Linked DNA regions of Homo sapiens: regions 1 and 3 are each linked to region 2. Evidence: chromatin loops called from intact Hi-C (ENCODE). Cell type or tissue: IMR-90. All regions are shown on one strand.

The links. Peaks named below come from ENCODE experiments on the same cell type or tissue, not always from the same donor. Only the 100,000 strongest peaks of a DNase experiment are listed, where the experiment ranks them.
Region 1: a loop joins it to region 2, with 16 times the contacts of the local background. A loop is called at or near these places in 72 of 110 quality-filtered maps.
Region 3: a loop joins it to region 2, with 19 times the contacts of the local background. A loop is called at or near these places in 4 of 110 quality-filtered maps.

What each region holds. Positions count from the first base shown.
Region 1 is chr16:82,226,240-82,234,239 of GRCh38, forward strand. No RefSeq gene overlaps it. Among named protein-coding and RNA genes, the nearest start is that of MPHOSPH6, 60 kb to the left of the region's middle. In IMR-90, a CTCF peak has its summit at 3,980 (motif pointing left); a DNase peak (open chromatin) is centred at 3,972; H3K27me3 peaks cover 278 bases.
Region 2 is chr16:82,027,620-82,035,619 of GRCh38, forward strand. It overlaps HSD17B2 (hydroxysteroid 17-beta dehydrogenase 2), which reads left to right and starts at 7,634. Exons shown (of 5, transcript NM_002153.3): 1 at 7,634-8,000. The coding sequence starts at 7,806. In IMR-90, a CTCF peak has its summit at 4,002; a DNase peak (open chromatin) is centred at 4,012; H3K4me3 peaks cover 128 bases; H3K27ac peaks cover 1,720 bases.
Region 3 is chr16:82,452,009-82,460,008 of GRCh38, forward strand. It overlaps the pseudogene LOC124903788. Among named protein-coding and RNA genes, the nearest start is that of CDH13, 170 kb to the right of the region's middle. In IMR-90, a CTCF peak has its summit at 4,802 (motif pointing left); no DNase peak of the experiment used is centred here.

The DNA of each region.
Region 1 (8,000 bases), 200 kb after region 2:
GTAATATATAGGTACACAGCAAAACTGGATCTTCAAAGCCTTCAAATAGGCTTTATTGAATTGATACTGTGTTTGATTCTGGTCTCAGCCCTTGGCTTGTGTTGAGACCTCCTTTGAGACCCTCACTGTCATCTGTGTCAGTATTTTTAAGGATCCCTTACAAGTGTAGCCGGGTGGAAGCCCGTCTGCTTTCTTCAATGTGGTCGCTGGTCACGAGTGTTCAGGAAGGATGGAGGTGACACAGGTGAGCCACAGAGAGCTGGCGTCTCCCCAGCCACTGCTGCCGCCTTTGCCTGTCAGCATTCTGACAGGGACGGTTTGTCATTTTACCAGCTGACTCCTCGACTTTGACATTTAACTACAGCATCTTACACAAGACTCCAGACACCTTGAATCTGGCTTAATTAGCAAGGCTATGCCTCATCCTTCCTCCCCAGGTGCTTCTCCCAGTGGCCAACTTTAGAGCGAATTTAGCAGTAGATTTGTAGGTTGCAAGCCTGGACTTTGATTCTGGCCCCTTGTTATGCAGGGAGGGTTTCTGCCTCAGCATTAAAAAGATGAAAACAAATGTCTCACAGGGAAGAGGAGATTCAGAGTCTGGTGGGGTCAGAGAGCCAGATGTGGGCAGGAGACCCACCAGGAGGAACTAGCTAGGAAGGGGAGGAGGTAGAGGTAGCAATGGCTATGACAGTGTTTAGGTAGCAGGAGAAGCAGATAAACACAGTTATCTGTGGACTCATACATGTGGATATTCCAGAATCTGCAAATGGAGGGGTGATTGAGGCACTGCACAGTGAACTGGTTTCTTCAGTAATTTCAGGAAAACATGTGACTTGTTAAGGCTCCTTAGAGGCAAGCTCAATGGATCGATAGGTGAAGTATAATCTTACTAGCACTACAGGGACCTGGTTGTTACTGAGATGTATTCATAGTGATTAGTTAAACCTTATGATGATGTATTTAATTGTGATGTATGAGAAATGTTACTCTGCAGAGTATGAAAGAACGACTGTATGAATGTATCGAATTGTTTACTTTTCCGCTTTCAGTGTTGTGTGTAAGAGGATGTTGCCCCCAATTTAAAGAGAATGCCACTGAGTTTGTGTTGTTAAAAAGAAGGGGCTATTTTCTAAATATGGTGTTGGATAGAATCTCTATCCTCAAGTAGAAGGACAACTAATGAAGTTCACAACCTAAAACATACCGTCAATAACAGATGTCAACTCTGTGTGTGGCTTACATTTTTGTAAGTTAAATTGTGTCTAATGAATAGTCTCTCACGGCTGTTACATATATGCACAGGATGGAAAGCAAAGTTCTTGCAAAATTAGATTAAACCAAATGCAGATGATCCAAAATCTACAATGAAAAGGATTAGCTACTAATTACTCCATTCTTCATTCAACAAATATTAAAGAGCACCTACTATGTATCATGCACTAGAGATACAGGGTGAACAGAACATACAAACTCCCTGCTTTCATAGAACAGACACTCCAGTGGAGTGCGGATGACACTACAGAAAAGAGTGATGAGGAAAATATCATCAGGTAGTGAGACAGTGCCGATGATTCTCAAAGAGTGATCCCAGATTAACAGTGTCAGCATCACCTGGGAACTTGTTAGAAATGCAAATTCTCAGCTTCTGCCCTAGACTTGCTGAATCAGAAACTCTAGGGGTGGACGCAGGAATCTGGGTTGTAACAGTTCTCTGGGTGATTCTGACGAATGTTCAAGGCAAACAACCAGGCGCTATGCATGGAAGTCAAATTGCAGAACGTAGGTGAGACTGCTCAAGCATTTCATTTGTATTGGGTATGTAGAGAAGGCCTCTGTGCAGAGCTGATCTGAAAATAAAGATTTGAATGTCAAGGAAACCCATCCATGGTTGTGGAGAGAGGGAACAGAGAGGACAGAGATCTTAAGTTGGGAATGAGCATGATTTTTTTTTTTTTTTTTTTAAGACAGGGTCTTGCTCTGTGGCCCAGGCTGGAGTGCGCCATCTTGGCTCACTGCAAACTCTGCCTCCTGGGTTCAAGCAATTCTCCTACCTTAGCCTCCCAAATAGCTGGGACTACAGGTGTGCACCACCATACCTGGTTAATTATTGTATTTTTTGGTAGAGATGGGGTTTCACTGTGTCAGCCAGGCTGGTCTTGAACTTCCGGCCTCAAATGATCCATTTGCCTCAGGCTCCCAAAGTTTTGGGATTGCAGGAGTGAGCCATCATGCCTGCCCTGAGTATGGCATATTTGAGGGACGGAAAGAAGGTTGGTATGGCTGGAACATTGTTGTCAGGATGGAAAGTGTCTCCGGTTCCAGTCGGAGGTGCAGGCAGGGATCAGGTGGTGGTGAATAGTGCTTCCCCAATTTAATGGGCACACACACCATCTGGAGATTTTGTTAAAATGCAGATTACGTATGATTCAGTAGGTCTGGGGTGGGGACTGAGATTTTGCATTTCAACAACCTCCTTGGTAATGATGTTGTTTCTGCTCCACAGACCATACTGTCAGCAGTAAAAGTCCCGGGCTTTGGAATTATAAAATGCAACCCGGTACTAAAGCTCTGTGACGGCGTGTGTGTGTGGGTTTGGGTTTGTTTTTTACCCTGGCTAATTGAACTGTGGCTTACACTGGGACCTTGTTCATGACAGGCAGTTGATTGGATTAGATGGTGCTTGAGACAGTTGAGAGGTGTTTGCAATTAATGTAAAAGGCGAGCCATGTCGTTTAGTGTCAACTGGCAGAACGTGGCCAGGTGTGGCTTGTCTGGTCCTCAGGAGGGTGAAGGGAGAGGCTTTGTGATTTCTTTTTTTTTTTTTTTGAGACGGAGTCTTGCTCTGTCTCCCAGGCTGGAGTGCAGTGGTGCCATCTCGGCGCACTGCAAGCTCTGCCTCCCGAGTTCACGCCATTCTCCTGCCTCATCCTCCTGAGTAGCTGGAACTGCAGGCGCCTGCCACCACGCCCAGCTAATTTTTTGTATTTTTAGTAGAGATGGGGGTTTCACCGTGTTATTCAGGATGGTCTCAATCTCCTGACCTCGTGATCTGCCCGCCTTGGCCTCCCAAAATGCTGGGATTACAGGTATGAGCCACCGCGGCCGGCCAGGTTTGTGATTTCAAAACACAACTGTTTCCAGACTCCTTCTCTCAGGTCCTGTGCCCTTGGTATTTCTGAGCTGACCAGCAGAACCTTCTCTTTGTCACTGACTTTTGTTCAAGGTTTGTCTCCCTGCTCAGATCCTGCCTCATAGGCTATCTAGTATTTAAGTCTCTTTAAAATTCTGGCTACCCATTAGTGACCCATTCTGTGTTGATGTTTAGGTTTGCTCTCTATTCTTCCTCTTCCTCATGAATACCAAGACATTGAGATCAGTTGTAGCCCATTCCCTGCTGGGAATCCAATTCCCAGGGCTATGGACTTTCAGATGAGGCCCTGTTCCACAAAACACAATTCACCCAGTTATATTGGACTCACTTTTGTTTCTTAGCGTCCTTATACACTTCTGCCAGGTTTGATGTCCTACCTGAGCACACCGTGACATCTGACAATGAATGATGTGTCTCTGATTTTTAGTGTCACTGGGTTTGTCCTCTCCACCCTAAAGTTCCGTAAGTGTATGTGTGAGTTTGGGTTTGTTTTTTACCCTGGCTAATTGAACTTTGGCTTACACTGGGATCTTGTTCATGAGGGGCAGTTGATTAGATTAGATTGGATTGGATTAGCCTCTCCCTTGTCCCTCCTGAGGCCCAGACAAGCCACACCTGGCCAGATTTTGCCTGTCGACACTAAAGTACATGGCTCCCCTTTTAAATTAATTGCAAACACCTCTCAACTATCTCAATTACCACCTAATCCAATCAGCTGCCTCTCTTGGTGGTACTTGGCCTTTCCCACCCATAATTCTGGGAAAACCCTCTCTCTGGGAGTTAATCATCCTGCAGGGAGTTTCTGCTCCTAAGCTCTCTGCTGCCCTCTGCTGGGAGGCAGAGACCTTTTCCCTTGCTGCACCATGGAGCTCTAGTTCTTTGAGTAGCAAGCACCTGCCAAGATACTCCACCCTTCCCACATTCATTCTTTCCTTTCCCGTTCAGCAAATACTTATTGAGGATATCCTGTATACCAAGAACTACAGGCCCTGGGATACAAGGTGAATAAACTTGGCTCCTATCTCTTAGGACCTCACTAAGGCGAAAGACAGAAGGGTTAATAACAATTAGAATATGGCTTGAGAAAGGCCAGACGAGAGAAAGCAGAAGATAAAGGGAGACTAGGAGAAAAGAAACGTTAGCAATGCTCACAGGAGAGAGGAAGCCTTCACTAGGGTTTTGGCAGCTGAGCTGAGTTTTAAGGGATGGGCAGGAGTAGGCAAATTGCTGGAGTCTTGGATTTATAGACTAGGAGGGATGGAAAGGATACTGGAAATTACATTTTGGTTGACTTAATAATGAACCATCCATTGTCCTAGAGGACAATGTCATAGATCATTCAAATTTATATCTTTTCCTTGAGGGTTAACACTGGGGTTTTCTTATAGTCCTGCTGCCTTGTATTTAAGCATACAAATATCTAAGAAGAAAAATAAGCATCAGGATTTTTCTGTTTAAAATCAGACCAAAAAAAAAAAAAAAAGATATAGGGTCCCATGATCTCTGTATTTTTTGGAACTTGAGAGATTGTATGTCCTACCTCTCCTAAAAGCTAAGGAATTGGATATTTTTCACTCTTGTATTATTTGGAATTTACCTGCTATGAACCAAATAATAAGAGTAAATATATTATCCCCAGAAAGATGTTTTGTTACTGTTGCTGGTGAAAAAAATGAGCTCACTAACATTTTACCACCCCCCACCCCAATTATGCTGTTCTTTCACCGGAGCAGTGCTCATGAAGATAACTGACAGTTTCAATAGTTATTTGTAAAAAGTTGGCATCCAGGCTGGGCATCCTGCCTGCAGAATGGCATAGGCTGAGGATGAATGGTAAGTTAATGAGCTTATCTACCTCTCAACCCCCAGCATGAGGTACCGTAAACAGCATCTGGCTTAGTAATAGAGACGGAGAAACACCACAATACAGGAAGATGAAGTTATTACATTCCTACCTGGATAAAAATGAAAATGGAGAATTCTCAGCTGATCGATCAAAGGAGCATATGTCTCACCATACAGTGTGATCTCCTTGCGGCTATGACCCTTGTCCCTTTTTATGTACCTGGCTCCTCTCATACAACCTGGCCCTTAGTAGCTGCTTCCAAAAAGTTAGTTTAATTAAGTTGAAGTTTATTGCCCTTTAAATGGAAGCATGCTCTTTATATCTTCCTGGTTGGTAGAGTTCCTGGAAAAAAATTTGCTTAGCTGCATATTTCATGGCACATGTGTAGACTTGTCACAGGAATATTGGAGAGGACCTTCCTGGAGTTTAGTTCCCTTTCTGAAGTCTTCAGGCTCTCCACGGCTCTTAACAGTCTTTCTAATTTGATTCAGAAAAAATCAATAATAAACCACTAACAACCTTTGCCATTCCTTCCCTAGGATTTTTCTCTTTCCTGAAATAGTTCATTGGTAACTGAGAGGTGACACCAAACATGAGGCAGATAGAAAGCGATATCATGACACACCATAGATAAAAGTCCACTTTTCCCTGAGGCGTGAACACCCACTGAAAGAAATATGGGGGAAATCAGAGAGAAGATTCCTATGGAAGCTCTATGCTCTGTCTAGTAGAGTAAAGTAAGTAGGTCTGGGGGATCAAGCTTTCCACTGAAAGAACCTCTTAGCCTTTTATAATCATAGAATGTGGGACTGGAGTCTTGAGGTATTGGTATTATCTTTTCAAATGATGTGTTTTTATGAGTGATGTATTTGTGTTTGGCTATAAGAAAACAAATCTACTGACTTATGAAGGCTGACAGAGAACAGGGCTTTATTTTTCTTATACGAAGGACACAGGCAATGTTTGTTCAGTGGCTCAAAAATGTCAGGAACACATTGTTGCTCCCATTATTTCTCTGCTTATTGCTTTTACCTCCAGGCCACCCTCCCTTCCATTAAGGCCTGAACCCAGCCATTCTCTGTTGCTTATGGCTTTGTGGTTGCAAGAAGGCTGCTATAGCTTTAGTCCTCATGGCCAAGTTCAAGGCAGAAAGTCAGGGGCAATGGTTTAGGCCACATCGTCGCTTTCATAGGAAAGCGAAATTTTGCTGGTAGTTTCCCAGATGGCTTCCTCTTACATCTCTTTAGCCAGAACTGGCTTCATAGGGCCACCCCTAGACATTAGGGGAGTAGATAAAGTAGATACTGGATCCACTACTGTCATGGACAACAATGAGGGGCTGTGAGTAACAAAGAGGTGGAGGATGGGCATTGGCAGGCACTGAATGGTATCTACCACAGGTGAGGAAGCATACCACTACTCAACACTGGTGGACAGAATATTTTTAAAAACACCTCAGTGTTTATATGATGCAAACAAGTAAGTGCTAGATTATTATGCCAATTATTACCCCAATGCCCTGATAGAATGTAAAACAGAGGTGGGTTATCTGGTTTTGACCACTCTTGACACCTGCAATTGGCTCCAGTGGTCAGGTAGGGTCATCCCCAATGAGATCTATCTGCGTTTTTACATATACAATTCTAACAGCTAATTGTATTGAACTGTGTAGTCAACTAGTAGTATATTTGTCTTGAAACTTTCCAGAATCCCCCAGATTCATCAACAATGAGCAACAAACTAGCATCACGATGCAGGTATTGGCTCATTGACCACCTGAATGACTAATTCCCCACACACTAGCTCACAGTGGAGGTGATTCAAATTAGTGCCTTAGCAAAATTACAAATTGCTACATGTCATGCTCCTCCAGGATCTCTCACAAATTGTCAAAATCATGCATGTTAAATTTGCAAATGAAAAAATGCCTACTGTGTATTCTTTGAAATGCTTTCATGTCATCAGCAAAATTGGTGTACAATGACAATTTTTTGTATTTATTTATGAAAGTATTGAAATGGCTGCAATATTTGTAGTATTTTGTTTAAAAGAGGTAATAAGAGGCCTCCTCCACCCCTTGTCCTCAGATATTGTTCCACTTCAAAGACTGAATTTCCTTCGTCTTACAGGCTTGAATCTATCCTGTAGAGTGGTTGTGAACCAGAGTCCTGTTTAAAATAAATCATCATAAGGTAGCTGGATTCAGGCCTTAATAATAGAAATGGTGCCCTGGAAATGAAAGAGGAGCAGAGTAAGATGATTGACCTAGTTCTGAAGAAAGGGAGGTGGTCAACCTCAGGGGATGGGCTGGGAATTGGGCCTATAAGTCTCCCTTCCACTTTCTGTCTTCTCTACCCCATTGTCCCTTCCATATTTTCCTCTTAAAAAAAAAAACACTATGGGCTACATTCCAGAAATGGGAGTATGCTAAGGTGCCTAGGCATGTACATCTGTATCCATACCTATTCCCATAAGTACACCTATACCTATACCCACACCTATCTATTTGTACTGATTGGTATTAGGCCAACAAAATTGCCAATACATTTGTACTTACAAAATATCAAGGTTTATATAAATATGACAGACTAAAAACCAGTATTGCAGTCACAGATTTTATTGTCTACTGGGTAATATACAACTCTGTAAGAGTGGAAGGCCGTGCATTAGTTGAGCCATCCCCCTGATTTTGTACCTAATGTTCTTTCAAAAACTTGTGCAAAAGTCAGCTATGAAACTTCAATGAGATTACATGTGGGTTCTGTTACTAGAGAGCTGAAAAACATTCTAACGTCCCTAATTACACCTTAGCTTTTAGGCATCATTCTCGATGATTTATACATTCCATACAAGGTCTTTCATTTTATTATTTCCTTTCAAAATAGAGCACAAGTTTGACCAGCTTGAAGTCAATGAGCATCTGATTGAGGCTAATGACTTACCACTTTCCACAGGCCTAATGATTTCTATCTTTGTCTCTATTGTATTGAGTTAATGAGACCT
Region 2 (8,000 bases):
ATCGAGACAGAGTTCAGGGATCTTTCAATCTGTGTTTTACTAACAGAATTCACTGATTCACTGTGTATGGAACACAAAGGCATGCAGGAGCGTGCCTTACTCGTCACGCACACGCAAGCCTCAAGGGCAAGGAGGGGTCTGTATCTCTAATTATTGGTCCGGAATAAACATTTAGCAAATAATTGATGAATCAGGGAGTGGACTAAAAGCCAATCATCAGGTAAATCTATTAATGTTTAATTTCAGTGGATTGCCTCACCCTACCCTTATTGCTTCATTTTTTGATTTATAGTCATAAGCGGCAGATAAAGGCAAAGTTGGCTAGGGAGCAGTCTCCACAAATAGAAACCCATAGGAAGAGTAAAGAACATGCAAGTCAGGGTAATTTCTGACCCATCAGTCGGGAGGAGGTTCCTGAAGTCAAGTGTTATTGAATGAGAAATCTGGACCAGACACTGTACTTGACATTTGACCAGCATTTATCTCACATGACCTTCCTAAGAACACAATGAGGGAGACACTATTAATACTATCCCCAGTTTACAGACTGCAGAGCCCAAGGAGATGCTTAGCAGCTGGGCTTGAGAGCTGTAATGGAGCAAGGAGGGAACCCACATCGGCCTTCAACAGCCTTCCTCTGGTCCAGCAGCTGTGAGCAGGCCTACTTGTTGGAAGTGGACTGACTGGTTGACTCGCTGGCAGTGCATGTGCACAAACACATACACACGTGCACACACAGACACCTACACACAGATACAGAGAGATACACATACACATCTACATATATACACACATGCAAACACACATATATACCCACACAGATACAGAGATACATGTATATATCTACATATATACACACAAGCACACACATACCTACACACAGATACAGAGAGATACACATACACATCTAGGTATATACACACATGCACATACATACGTATACCTACCCTCAGATACAAAGAGATGCATGTACACAGCTAAATATACACACACATGCACACACATACCTACACACAGATACAGAGAGATACACATTTATGTATATACACACATGCATACACACATATATACCTACACATAGATACAGAGGTATATATATATATATATACACACATTCACGTCTACATATATACACATGTACATACACACATATACCTACACACAGATACAGAGATGTACACATCTATATATATATATACACACATGCACATACACACATATACTTACACACAGATACAGAGATGTACCCATCTATATATATACACACATGCACATACACACATATACCTACACACAGATACAGAGATGTACCCATCTACATATATACACACATACACATATACACATATACCTACCCACAGATACAGAGATGTACACATCTATATATACATAGACACATGGACATACACACATGTACCTAAGCACAGAGAGATACATGTACACATCTACATGTATATTCACATACACACATATACCTACACACAGAGATATACACATCTACTTATGTACACATATGCACACACATACATATACTGACACAGATACAGAGATAGACACTTCTACTTATGCATACACACTTGCACATACATACACATATATTCACTCAAAGACACACACGAATATACAGATATACCTGCACACATGCACATCCACGCACCTATGCATGTGTGCACTTGTACAACACCCTTACACATATCTACACATGCATGTGCACACACACATATACACACACATGAATGGAGACACCCCCACACGCTTCCCACATCCGCCCCATACCCCATACGTACACTCACAGACACAGACACACAACTCTACACACATGTGTACATAAACATACATGTACGCATGTACACACATACACGAATACCCACATACCTACATATGGATATACGTACCCTCACTTACACACACACAGACACAGGCACACCTACACACACGTACACCTGTGCACAAGCACACACATACAGGTTTATACACATATACATGCCCCCAGAAAGACAGATACACACACACACACACACACACACACACACACACACACACCACTCTGCAAATAGCCTGGTTACATACCAAGTTGTGATGTGAATTTCCATCTGACCTCACACTGAGGCATTTGTCACAATTCATAAACCAATACTGATACATTAGTATTTTTATTTTTATTATTTTATTTTATTTTATTATTTTTTGAGATGGGGTGTCGCTCTGTCACCCAGGCTGGAGTGCAGTGGTGCGATCTCGGCTCACTGCAAGCTCCGCCTCCCAGGTTCATGCCATTCTCCTGCCTCAGCTTCCCGAGTAGCTGGGACTATAGGCGCCCGCCACCACGCCTGGCTAATTTTTTGTAATTTTAGTGGAGATGTGGTTTCACCATGTTAGCTAGGATGATCTCGATCTCCTGATCTCGTGATATGCCCACCTCGGCCTCCCAAAGTGCTGGGATTACAGGCATGAGCCACTGTGCCCGGCCAATACATTATTATTAACTGAAGTCTATACTGTATTCAGATTTCCTTGGTTTTTACCTCATGTCTCTTTTCTGTCTCAGGTTTCCACATTACATTTAGTCGTCACGTCTCCTTGGGCTTCTTTTTGCTGTGACTGTTTCTCAGAATTTCCTTGTTTTTTGATGGCCTTGACCCAATACTTGCTGGGTATTTCATAGAATGTTCTGCAATGATAAAGTTGCCTTTTTTTTTTTAAATCACATCATACTATCAACATGATTTGCCATTGTTGGTGCTGACCCTCACTACCTGGGTAGTGTTCGTCTGGTTTCTACGTGGTAACGTTGCTCTGTTTCTCTGTTTTCATGCTGCACTCTGGAAGAAAGTTACCATGTGTAGTTCACACTTAATGGGGAGTTACACTCCAAGTCCTTGAGGTAAGGAGTATTTATGTCCATTATTTATAATTCTTCAGCATGTGAGATTTGTCTCTTCTCATCCACCTAGCTGATAATGTATTTATATCACTATGGAGGAATGGGTATTTATTTATATTTTGGATAATTTCTCCTCATGTGTATGATATTTTACTATAAAAAGTTAAAAGTGACGCAGAAACTATAAAAACGAATTTTATTTGATAACAAACACCGTGGTAGTCAAGAATAGGGCACTTTTGTTAAAAGAGCAAATAAGTCTTTGGACACATAAGCAAAAATAAAGCTTCAAGGATAGGGGAGGTGATAATCTTACTCTATTCTATGTTCTTTGCACTGTACTGAAAATATTGTGCCCAGTTCTGGGCCTAATCTTTCAGGGGAGATGTAAGTAATTGGATGCCATTCTGAGAAGTGGCTGCAGATCCCTGAAACCCTATACAAAAAAAAAAAAAAATGAGATCTGACTTACTTGGAATTTATGATAATTGAGGAGTTTAGACATCTTTACCACGTATTATTTCAAAGATAGAAAAAAGGCATGGTCCAGCCCCAAGTTCTGGCTATCTTCTCCTAGTCTCCCCACTCCTGCCCACTGTATAAAATAGATAAATATGTAATACATGATATTTGCGCAATCACAAACACTCCAAACATTAGTTATCACCCTAATGCTCAAAAAGCAACAAACGAACAAAAAACTCGTATTACCAACAAGATCTCTGTGATGTCCCTGAGATGATCTGTTATGGCTGGTACCACCCTGTCCATGTCCTGAACTTTGGGTCACTATGACATCAACACACAGTCATTCTCTGCTTGGCAAATCATGCCGTCATTATGTTACCCTCATCATAGGAAAATGTTCTTCAATTATTGTAACAATGTGATTTTAAAAATGTTTGAGCTCTGAAATATCTTTCAAATATCTGAAAGAAATAGAACAAGACATCCTCTGACTCCACGTGGAGTGGGAAGACAAACGTCAAGATGAATTTGACCTAGAGGAGAATGTTCTAATATCCCGAGCCATCTTGAATGGGAAAATCAGCCTTCAGAGGAAGTGAAGTGCCTGTTCTCAGAGATGTTCTGGCAATAGACAAGATGACCACTTGGTGGGGATGTTACAGAGGGAATTCCCATTTTAGATGGGAAGTTCCTTCTTCAAGTTCTCTTCTAAACTCAACATCCACCAATTCTAAGAAAGTGTACATTGGAGGATTCTCAGCATTTTTTTTTCCCCAGCATTTTTTGCCCAGCAATTTTTTTTGGGGGGGCGGCAATCCTTTCTTTTGGGTAGGATGTTTTGTTTTCAGATGGCATTTTCCAAAAGGCCCCTCTGCTGGCAGGAGGAAATGACACATTGACCCACTGGCGTCATTAGCAAGAATGAGTTGGTCCAATTGGCTCCTTTTCCCTGGAAGGCTGAGAGCAAGCCTGCAAGCAAGGGGACACTGGCCAAGCCATGATGGCCTCGAGAATAGCTTCACGACAAAATGGTGGGGACAAACAAGGGACACGATTTAGCTCAATAGGATGCAGGAAATCTTCATTCAGCGGTAGCTCTGAGATGGACTGACCCTGAGGTTGGGATGAGGACATTCAGGGCTTAGAAAGGATTGGGCTAGTTCTCACCTGGGGATTCTGCAATTCCATATATTCCCCAACTGGTAAATAGCCTTCCTTTCCACCACCGTGCACCCCCACTAGTCTCTGCTCCTGCAGCAGGCCTCCTGGAAGCACTGCGTCCTCAACTCTGCAAGGCCAGGAACCGGGTCTATATTGTTCACTACTGAATTCCTCCATGGCTGGTGCAGAACTGGCCACCTAGAAGACTCTCAATAGAGATGTGATTCTTCCTATATTTTTCCAACAAATATTAATTATGTACATGTGATGTGCCAGGCACTGGACTGTGCACGTGGTGAACAGTAAAGGAAAAACAATAAACAGATAAGGTTCCTGCCCTCATGAAGTTTATGGTCTAGTAGGGGAGACAGAAAACGTTCTTAAACTGATCAAAGTAAATATATAATTGTGGATTGAGCTAAGCGCAACAAAGGCAATGAATAAAGCGTGCTGATAGGAGATACTCAGATTGGGTGACAGGAGGTGATGTTTAAGCAGATATCTGAAGGATGACAAAGGAAACAGCCGAGTGCTGAACTGAAAGAAGAAATAAATGAGTGAGGAGGTAGCTGTCAAGAACCTCTCTCTCTGCTCAGAGGAAAAAGGCTAAGAGGCAGTGGGTACTCTCAACAATGAGAAAAGTGCCTACCATCCATGAGTGCCTGTAAGTGCCAGGGACGATGCAAGAATGGTGTCATTCACTTTTCAAAACAGCCCTTGGAAGAAAGACTCCTCCTACCGCCAATTTACAGAAGAGGAAACTGAGGCTTAGGAAGGGCAGGTAACTTGCCCAGTGCCTCACAGCTAAGCCAGGATTCGAACTCAATTTAGAAGTCTGTGAGACCCGAAAGCTCATGTTCTTAATACTGTTCAGCCCCTTCACCATCAGGGCTCAGGGAGTATCCTTCATGGGACTTCTGTGTGGCCTGAGGGTGGCTTTTGCTCATAGATTTTACCCTCCCCTTGGGAGCCCCAGGACAGAGTAGGTCTGGGAACTCGCAAGGGCTGCCTCCAGGAGAAAAGCCACCTCTCTCAAGTGGGCGTGCACTTGGCAGGAAGCCTGCGCAGGTGTTTGGCTCAGCCCAAATGTGGGAGCCACTGACCAAATGCCAAGACTCTCAGCGAAGAGCCATAGCTAGTCCTGTCTCCCCACCTGGAAGCTGTTTTTCGAACGGAGCTAACTGCCAGGATGCTCTGGGCTGGTGAGGCCACAAGGATTGTGAGAGGTGCCCTGTGGCTCAGATGGCACCCAGGAAGGAATTGGGGTCTGTTGAGGGAGGGAGAGTTCAGGGCTAGCCAAAGGCAATTCCAGATCCCTGCCCCTAAGCTTCCTGGCCTGGAGCTGGTAACGTCTCCCTGACTCAAATGTCCATGTGGCTGGGAGGGCAGACAACAGTTGCCATCACTCCACGCAGACCCTCATAACTGCCTTGTTGTCCAACCCCACAGTCCCACAGCACAGTAATGGTTCACAAGACACTGCTTCCCACCCCTTCTCCCTTGGGTCTTGAGTTGGCTTTGAGCCCAGGTGGGCTCTGCCTCACCTCCCTTTACAGGGGATACGCTGCTGGGTCCCTTCCTTCCCGAGTCCTGCCTCCCCAACATCATCCACAAAAGGCATCCTCTCCCTTCCTCCTCCTGCCCCTCATTTAACTCCAGCACGTGTTTTGAGACAAGTCTATACTCCACTGGACACTTTGTTTTACACGACTTCCTCTTATTCTTCATTCTCCTCCTGTTTAAAAAACATGAATCACTAGCATTTATGAGGTTCCTTCTACTGTTCCAGGCAGGATATGATATTATTTTATAGCCAAAGGGATGAAGATCTAGGGAGGTGAAGTGACCCTCCCAAGACTATGTAATTAATAAGTAGTGGAGTTAAGATTAGATTTGAATAGAGGGAAACTGACCTCAAATAGAGAATGTTTCTCTCTAGCTATGCCAAAGTCCAGCCTTTATCACAACCTTGCCTCCCTCCAGCCAGGCATGTGGCCCACATGGGGCACGCCCTGAGCCCAGGTGCGGTGACCCCTCTCTGGCTTAGCACGGTTAGGTGGTGCTGTAGTTGCAGAGTGCTGGCTTTTAAGCCGCTTGTGAGTAAGGGATTTATTTTTTCCCAGCCTCAGTTTTTCTCTCTGTAAACTGACCATAATAATAACACCCACCTCAAACAGTTTTATAAGGTTGAAATGGGGTGAAAGTAGGAAAGATCTAGCACATAATGCACTAATTTTTTTTTTTTTTTTTGCCTAAAGCAGGCAGTGGAATAGAATGCTTAGGGGCATACAGCTCTGAGATCAGGCTGCAAGACTCCACTGCTGTGTGATCTTGACTAAGTCTCTTACCCTCTCTGTGTCCTGGTTTCCTCACCTGTAAAATTACTATAATACTAGAATCAACTTCATAAGGATATTGTATTCAAGGAGGATGAGAGGAGTCCCAGTGAATGGAGGCTGGCATAGAATAGGCTTACAATAAAGAGAAAGAACAAATAAGCAGCTATACACAGCCTCTGCCACAAAAAACTACCAATAGATATTAGCCGCTATTAGTTAATTGTCATTATTATCTCTCCCTGGCATGTTTCCACTCAGGCAAGACCAAAGCACTTTCCTCTACCAAGGAATATCTTCCTCTACTTTCATATCCCTCTCCATCCAACCCTTCAGCCTGCCTCAGTTGGGATTTGTAGGAGTCCTGAAGCTATGGACCAGATCAGAGGTGCCTTCCCTTCCAGAATCTATTTTCCAAACTTCATCGATTGCCTATATTTATATGCATGCATGCACACACACGCACACACACACACACACTCTCACTCACTCCCGAGTCAGAAAAAGGACTCAGCACCCAGACATACTGCAGGCTCTTGAAGAAGACAGTATTTTCCTGTGAGCTAGAGGATCTTCCTGTTATTCTCCATGCAGTTCAAATTCTGTCAATTATTATCCAGTTAGTCATCGCTCCAGAGGTGGACTGTCATTAAAAAAAAATAGAAGGTGTGTGTTTGTGGGTGAGTATGTGCATGTGTTGTGTATGCAGGGGGTGGGGAGGGGCGAGAGCGGTCAAATAGGAAGTGCCTTGGTATTTATGTTGAAGTGCACACTGGTTTAAATTACCCACTGGGAATATGATTATGCTTAATCTATGCTCAGTTGAAAGGGGCTGGGGCTGCTTTCTCCCCTCCCTTCTTGACTCTCTGTTCACAGAACTCAGGCTGCCTCCAGCCAGCCTTTGCCCGCTAGACTCACTGGCCCTGAGCACTTGAAGGTGCAGCAAGTCACTGAGAATGAGCACTTTCTTCTCGGACACAGCATGGATCTGCCTGGCTGTCCCCACAGTACTATGTGGGACAGTATTTTGCAAATACAAGAAGAGCTCAGGGCAGCTGTGGAGCTGGATGGTCTGCCTGGCAGGCCTCTGTGCAGTCTGCCTGCTCATCCTGTCCCCTTTTTGGGGCTTGATCCTCTTCTCGGTGTCATGC
Region 3 (8,000 bases), 420 kb after region 2:
GCATCAATTTACCTGTCTCTAGGAAGTTCCTATCCTGTTTCCTCCGGTTAGCCTGTATCTGGGATATAAAAATCTGCTGAAACATCAGCCTCCGTGAACCACACAGCATGACTTGTTACATGTCACAGATGACTGCCCCTTGCTGGCCACCAAACTTGAACCATTCCGTGCAGCCGCTGCCTGTTGTTTCCTGTTATGTTGTTGAGGTAGCACTGCCAAGTTCTAAACACATGCCCTGACTCCACCCAGAGTGGCACCTGCACACAAAAGCAATGCCCAGGGAGTGCCAGGCCGAAATAATTTCTGCAGAGTTAAACTGGAGCATTAAGTGGCAAGTGGAATTTGACAGAGGGGAGGAGCAACCCCACTTTCTGTAAGAACATGAAAAAAAAAACCCACAGTTATTAAATAAGCTGGGGAAAGAACAAAATTACACAGGGATGAAGAAAAGTCTTTGCTTAGCGTGGCTGAAAAATACCGACCTCACAGATGGGGTAGGGTTGCGCTGGAGGTAGAGCAATGTCAGCAATAAAGAGAGAGAATAAAGGAAGGAAGTCACGGCCAGCTTGCAAAAAGTTGTCTCTGTTGTCTGTTCTGTGAAACCGCTTGCCAACAACACCGTTAAAATGTAGGTGTTGGTGTGAAGATCCAACAAGGTACATTCTCTGAGTCTGGAGCCACTTCTAAAGGAGCTAAATAAAAATGAAGCAATTAATTGAGACACATTGTATAAAAGAAATCAGTGTAATACCAGATGGAAGGAGTCATGTCTGCAATCTTAGTGGAAAGAGCATTATTTATCGAGCATTGACCTTCTAGTGTGAGCACAATGCATTCATTATCTCATTTAATTCTTACGATTACCAGCTGAGGCAGGTGCTTTCATTATCTCCATTTGACAGATCAGGAGGATTGTAGCTTAAAAGGCTTAACTCGTAAGTGGAAAGGTCAATATGTAGACCGAAGCTTTCTGAATCCAAAATCTGTGTTCCTAACCTCTATTCTGTACTGCTGGCCAAAATTAAAAATACTGAAGTGTGATACAAGGAAATTATAACTCTGATTGGATGAACTGAATACTAGGGTTTGTCTGTTCTTCAGAAGTAAGATGATGGTGTGGATTTAGGAATACGTATTATGGACTCTATTGTAAGTGACAGATTCCCGCCCTAACGTGGCTCTAAAAAAAAAAGGAGGACATGGACTCCTGTGGTCAGCTGAATAAAGGCACCCCAAAATGTCCACATCCTAATCCCCAGAACCCATGAATATCCACATCCTCATCCCCAGAATCCATGAATATCCACATCCTAATACCTGAAACCCATGAATACGTTGCCTTTTATGGCAGAAGGGGCTTTGTAGATCTGATTAAGTCAAAGATCCTGAAATGGCAGAGATGATCCTGGAATATCTGGGTGGTCTCAACATAAAGAAAAGGATCCTTATAAAGGAAACAGAGAGGTTTGGTTACAGAAGTAGGAGACAGGAGGATGGAAGCAAGAGTTTGGAGCAGTGTTAGGAAGGGCCCCGAGCCGAAGAATGTAGGTGGCCTCTAGAAGCTGGAAAAGGCAAAGCAACAGCTTTTGCCCTAGAGCTTTCAGAAGGAACACAGCCCTGCCAACATCTTGATTTTGGACTTCTGACCTCCAGAACTGTAAGAGGATACATTTGTGTTGTTTTAGGCTATCCTTACCGTTATCGTGGTAATTTTTTACGCCAGCAAAAGAGAACTAATACAACTCCTGTACCTGAAAAGCCTAGGGCAGCAATGGCTTCAGGCTTGGCTGGGTCTAGGAGCTCTAATGGGGTGGCCTTGATGCTGTCCCTCCTCATGCCTTAACTGCTTTCTTTTGCAATGGCCGTATTCACTGATGGGCTTTCGCTGGGTTGTGGCCAAGCTGAAAACAGTAGCCTCAGGCTTTTGCCTCACCACTGGAGCAATCCCAGTAGCGCAAACTGCACCCCTTTCCTAGTAATGTCTGCAAATGTCCCAGGGCTGACCTGCATGGGCCGAGCTTGTGCCCTGAATGATCACCATGATTCTGATTGGCCAGGTCTCATCATTGTGTCTCAAGGTAAGCGGGGGATCAGCCCTACCTGAACCTCAGTGACTCTTAAGGTAGAATGGTGCTTTGCAAAGGAAAATCCAGCTGGGCATGCAAAAACAGCAGATGCCTACCAGAGGGTGTGAGGCAGGAGCACTGAGACTTGGATTCTTGCAGGTTCTAAGGGAAGCCAGAGAGACAGAATAGAGGTTTCTGTCTCACCAGCAGAGACAGTGAACAAAACCAAAAAACCGTTCCCCTCCATCCTTTTGTGGTTCCTAAGTGTGATGATTGGGTTTTCATACTCATGTGTGAAATGTACCTCCCTCAAGCCTTGTTATGATGTGGCGGGCACATTACCCTTACCCATCTGATGAAAAGAAAAGGAAAAACAAAAACTTGGAAATCAGTTATAGGCAGCGGTTATGGGGTGAATTCAAGGTCTTGTTGCGATCTGATGGAGAAAGACAGGTGTGAAAAGGACAGGAAAATAAAAAGGAAGGATCCCTTGCTTGCTGGATGGGAGAAACAAGAGGACCATGAGAATGATCCCTTTGGATAAATGTGACCTGATGACACCTCCAGACCCTGAGCTCCTTCCTGGGGTAGGCCTGGCTGTTTGCCGAGAACAGACTCTGCAGAGCAGTCTTTGCACCCCAGCGGAGCTCAGTCTGCTCTGTGAGTCTCTGCATACTACTGGAAACCCCGACGGAGAGTCCCAGCCTTTGGAATTCCCTCACTGAGGCCGAGATTGAGCAGTGCTCACCTTCTAGGCCACCACCCTTCACCCTTGACATTCACCTTCAAAAGTGAGCTAAGAGGCAGATGATATGGCGGCACTGTGGCAGGTACACCCCAGAGCCAGTCCATCTAGAGTATTGTTCCATGTAGCTCACAGAGGGAGCCTCAAGTTTCTACTTCTTTTATTCTTGCCCCCAAGTAAGGGCATCTCTGTTTTGGTGCTTATAACTGAACAGGATGGACACTTTGGCCCCCGGTTCTAAAACCCAGTCGCGTTTTCCTGATCCTTTAGAAGTATGAGTCAGATCATGCCATCCTGTGTTCACAGATATCTGATAGTTCTTTAGTCCTCTGAGTCAAGGCCAAGTCCTAATAAGGTTTACTTCATCTCACATCAGGGTGCCCTCTGTTGACTGACACCCTCACCTGTTAGTCTTACCTTCAGGTGATACACAACAGCCACCCTGGTCTTATTTATTTAATTTATTGTCTGTCTGTTCCTGCTTCCTACTATCAGACAACCTTTGTGAGGCCAGGAATTTTTGTCTGTCTTTCTTATTGCCATGTTCTAAGCATCTAGAGGAATACCTGCATGTGTTAGGTGCTCAGTAAGCATAGACTGAGTTGAGGTGATGAATTAACTCAGGCATGTGTGCATGCATGCATTTCACCATCACTTACCAAGTGTGTGCAAAGCACCAGCTAATGAACTAGAAGCTGCATTCAGCAAGACAAACTCCACATGGTCTCTGCTCTTGAATAGCTCCTGCTCTAGAGGAGAGAATGGCAATCCCATGTGATAATTACTAAAAGGTTGGATAAGCCCAGGGTACTCAGGGGACATGGGGAAGACAGGAGCGCACCAGGGCCAAGATTCCTTCCTGCTTCTGTATACATAATTGCATCTCAAGCCTCTCTCAAGCCTTGTTTTGATGTGGCAGGCACATTACCCTTACCCATCTGATGAAAAGAAAAGGAAAAACAAAAACTTGGAAATCAATTACAGGCAGCGGTTATGGGGAATCTAACACGTAATTGCGATTTTATTGTTTATGTCCCGTTAGAACCATCTCTAGGTGTACACGCTCCCTTTCTGAGCAAATGCATTCTAAATCCAATAGGTTTCCCTGCTGCCATGTTGAGTTCTAACTCATGGGTAGTTAAATCCCAGAATACTGATGTTTGCTGGTGGAAAATTGCCGTTTCCTCTCCTTGCTGAGAGGAGGTGGAAAACCAGAGAGCATTAATATTAAGTAAAAGGTGATATTGAGTAAACGGTGGAGAGGCATACTAGGTGCTTCTAAGCCCAATCCCCACAGGTAGCTCGTGCTGGGTGGCAGAGAGCGAGTGTGCTCCCCACTCTGGAACTGACACTTACTCTCGTCTGTGCCAGGCTCGTCCCACAGCTATTTGGATGGCCACTTTCTTCTGATTATTCAAGCCTCAATTTTAACATAAGCTCCTTAGAGAGGCAGTCCCTGACCACCTTATCTAAAATTGTTGCCCTCCACATCATCCTTGTCATTTTCCTCATATCACTAACTATAATCTGAATACATCCTGCTTCCTGTCTTTCTCTTTTATTTAAAGCTAAGTTCTATATGGACAGCAGCTATTTCTGTCTTCCTCACTGTTGTGTCCTCAATACACATAGTAGGTGTTCAAAAAATATTCATGAATAAACAGACAGCAAATAGAGGGGATACTTGAGATACAGTATCTAAACTGTTGGAATTTGTAGAACTAGAAGACGCCACTTTTGGCTGTTTTTTTTTTTTTTCTTTTCTTTTCTTCTTTTTTTTTTTTGCACCTGAGGAAGGAAGCAGCTTAATTGAAGCCACCCCAGCAGAAGAATCCACACCACAGTCCCACCTCAGGTGGACACACCATCTACTACTCTTGCTGGGGAGAGCTCCAAGCTCCTGGGTCGCGGTGGAGGTGGGTGGCATGCCTTGAGAGCCACTTGGAGCCACCGCCTCCTGACTGAGGCAGTGCCCTCTTGTGGCAGCTCTGTGATATACACACAGTCCTTCCAGGCTCCCCAGAGTTTCCTGATAGTTTATGAGACACACCCTTCTCTTTGCACCATTCAGCTCCTTCTAGAGGCTTATTACAGATTCCACTGGGACCAAAATTGACAAACGCCAAAACCACTATGAATTCCAGGAATGACCTTAAGCAGTGTTTGATAGTTCTGTTAGAGCCAGCAACTCATTTTGAATACTAAATTACCACTACAGCCTTGCAGTTCCAGTGCATACCAGAATTTCCAGCCCTTCTCATGTGTATTGCTTCCAAGAACTGCTCCAAGATTTTAGCCCTGTGTTCTTTTATAAAGTTTACTTTTTTATTGAGCTATAACCTTCACAAAGTAAAATGCATACATGTTCAGTGTACAGCTTAATGACATTTTTTTTTGCTATTAGTTTTGCCTGTTCTTGTACTTCATGTAAATATCATCATTCAGAACTTTTCTTGTGTGTCTATCTAAACATTTCAAGTCAATATTTTGTCTATGATATTCAGTGGCTTATTCTTTTCCATTGCTGTGCACTTACTAGGTGACAATTTCAGACAATAGTATGAGCACACTGCAATTTATTCATTCTACATTTAAGACATTATTTAGCTTGTTACCAGTTTTTGTGAATAACTGAACATTTTCATACATATATTTTTGTAGACTATTCATATAACCAGGAGAGGAATTGCTAACATATTTTAGCCTTGATAAATACTACCAAACATTTTTCCAAAGTAGTGTATCAATTTACACTCCCACCTGCGTTGAATGAGTTCCTCCACGTCTTCATCAATACTTGGTATCATTGGTCCTTTAAAATTTAGCCATTCTAGTATGTCATTGTGCTTTTACTTTGCATTTCCCTGATGACTAATGAATTTGGCACATTTTCTTATGTTTATCGAACCTTGCATTTTGAATAACTACACATTTATTGACCAGAGCATGTACTCCCCTGAAGTTTGTAGACTGCCTTTGGACCTGTCCTTTTTTTAATGAAACTTTCTCTATGTTTCCCATGGGTTGTAGTCATCACTATCCATATATGAATGTAGACTAGAAACCTTAAATCTGTCTTTCCTTCGCCACTGTGCTCAAGAAGTCACAAAGTCCTATGGACCCAGAAATATCTCCTGAATGTGTTTGCTTCTCTTCATTCCCATTGTGATCACCTTAGTTCAATTTTATCATCTCTTGTCCTTACTAGCAGGAGAATGTCACTCTCCACATTCCCTTACTTGAAGAATGGGTTCCATTTTTCTGAGAATGTTTTCTTCTTTGAATCCACAGGCAACACAACTAGAGAGAGAAATAAGAATCATGACTACTAACATCTTTAGAATGTTTAGTGTCTTTCACGACTTTTACAAGTTTATTATATGCATTATCTTTGAAGTAGGTACTCTTTTTTTTTTTATACCCCCATGCCATCAGCCACTGCCTCGCTACCTGCTGATGGCAGCTGTAGGCACCCAGCTCTCTGCATTCTAGGGGTGCACACACCAGGAAGCTAATGTGGGCCCTGGATTTCTTTTTTTTTAAATATACTCTAAGTTCTAGGGTACATGTGCACAATGTGCAGGTTTGTTACATATGTATACATGCGCCATGTTGGTGTGCTGCACCCATTAAATCATCATTTACGAAGTAGGTACTCCTATCATCCCCCTTCCCCAGTTTCAGATAAGGACATTGAACTATAGAGGTTAAGAAACCACAACAAGTAAGCTACATGGTTGAGCTGGAGTTCAAAACCAGAGTCTGTCTTCAGAACCAACTGCTTTACCACTCTATGATATTTGCCGGTGGTACTTGATTGAAAGTTACAAGCTCATATTTAATTAACAGATTTCATTTTTCTACATAATTGTGGTTTGGAGATTTATAGTTATGCCGCTGGGAATGAGGCGGATTTGACAGCTGCCATCTTGGCTAGAGAAATAATCTCTGCATTTGGAAACATGGCGGTATCAAGGCCAGTATTGCAGGTTTGAGCCTCTTCCTAGCCAGTTAGCTTCCACGGAGGAAAACAATTAGTGAGGACTATGAATCACAGGAGAAACTGGACAAAGAGTGAGGGTGGATCCCTATAAACCATCTTCACCACTGCAGGTGCTGCTGACGATAGGGCTTCTGTGGTTTATAACCAAGGGGGACAGGTCCTGCTGGAGCCAGCAGCCTCAAGAGCAGGTGAAGCAGTAACAAGCACTGTTCCTCTGTTGCAAGTTTCAAGTGGGTCTTGAGGAAGTCAAAACCGTGACAGCCCCCAGGATTAATCCCACCAGGGATACAATGCAAAAACTAAGATCCACTGGGCAATTACAGTGTGCCAAGCACTAGGCTGAGTGTTTTATGGCCACAAGCTTATTTAAAAATCACAATAACCTTATGAGAGAGCTACTGTTGTTATACAGTAGCCAGCCGTTATCCAGGGGAGATTCATTCCAAGACCCTTAGTGGATGCCTGAAACCAAGGATAGAACCGAACCCTATACATACATATTTCTTTCTATACATACACACATATAATAAAGTTTAATTTACAAATTAGGCACAGTAAGAGATTAACAACAACCCATACTAAAATGGAATAATTATAACAATATGCTGTAATGAAAGTTTTGTGAATGTGGCCTCTCTCTCTCAACATCTATTTTACTGTATTCCTGCTTCTACTTATAATCTGTCCGTTTCATAATCAGTGTGACTACTAAGTGACTAATGGCCAACAACATGGACAGTGCGGCTACGCTGGACACAGGGGAGATTCACATCCTGGGCAGGATGGAGTGGGATGGCAGGAGATTTCACCATGTTATTCAGAATGGTGCGTAACTTAAAACTTACGAATTACTTGTTTCTGGAATTTTTATTTAATCATTTTGCACTGTGGTTGACTGCATGTAACTGAAACTGCAGAAAGTGAAACCACAAATAAAGGGAGACTGCTGCACCCATTTTGCAGATGGGACCTCGGAGACCTAGAGAGGTTAAGTAACAAGTGCTAGGCCAGTGCTTCTCAAATATTAAGGAGTTTATAAATCCCCTGGGGACCTGGTGGAAATGCGGATACTGACCTGGCAGGGCTGAACTGAGATTCTGCGTTTCTAATAAACTCCCAGGGGATGCTACTGCTGCTCGTTGAGGTGCCACACCAGTAACAAGGCCCCGCTCCTACAGCTGATAAG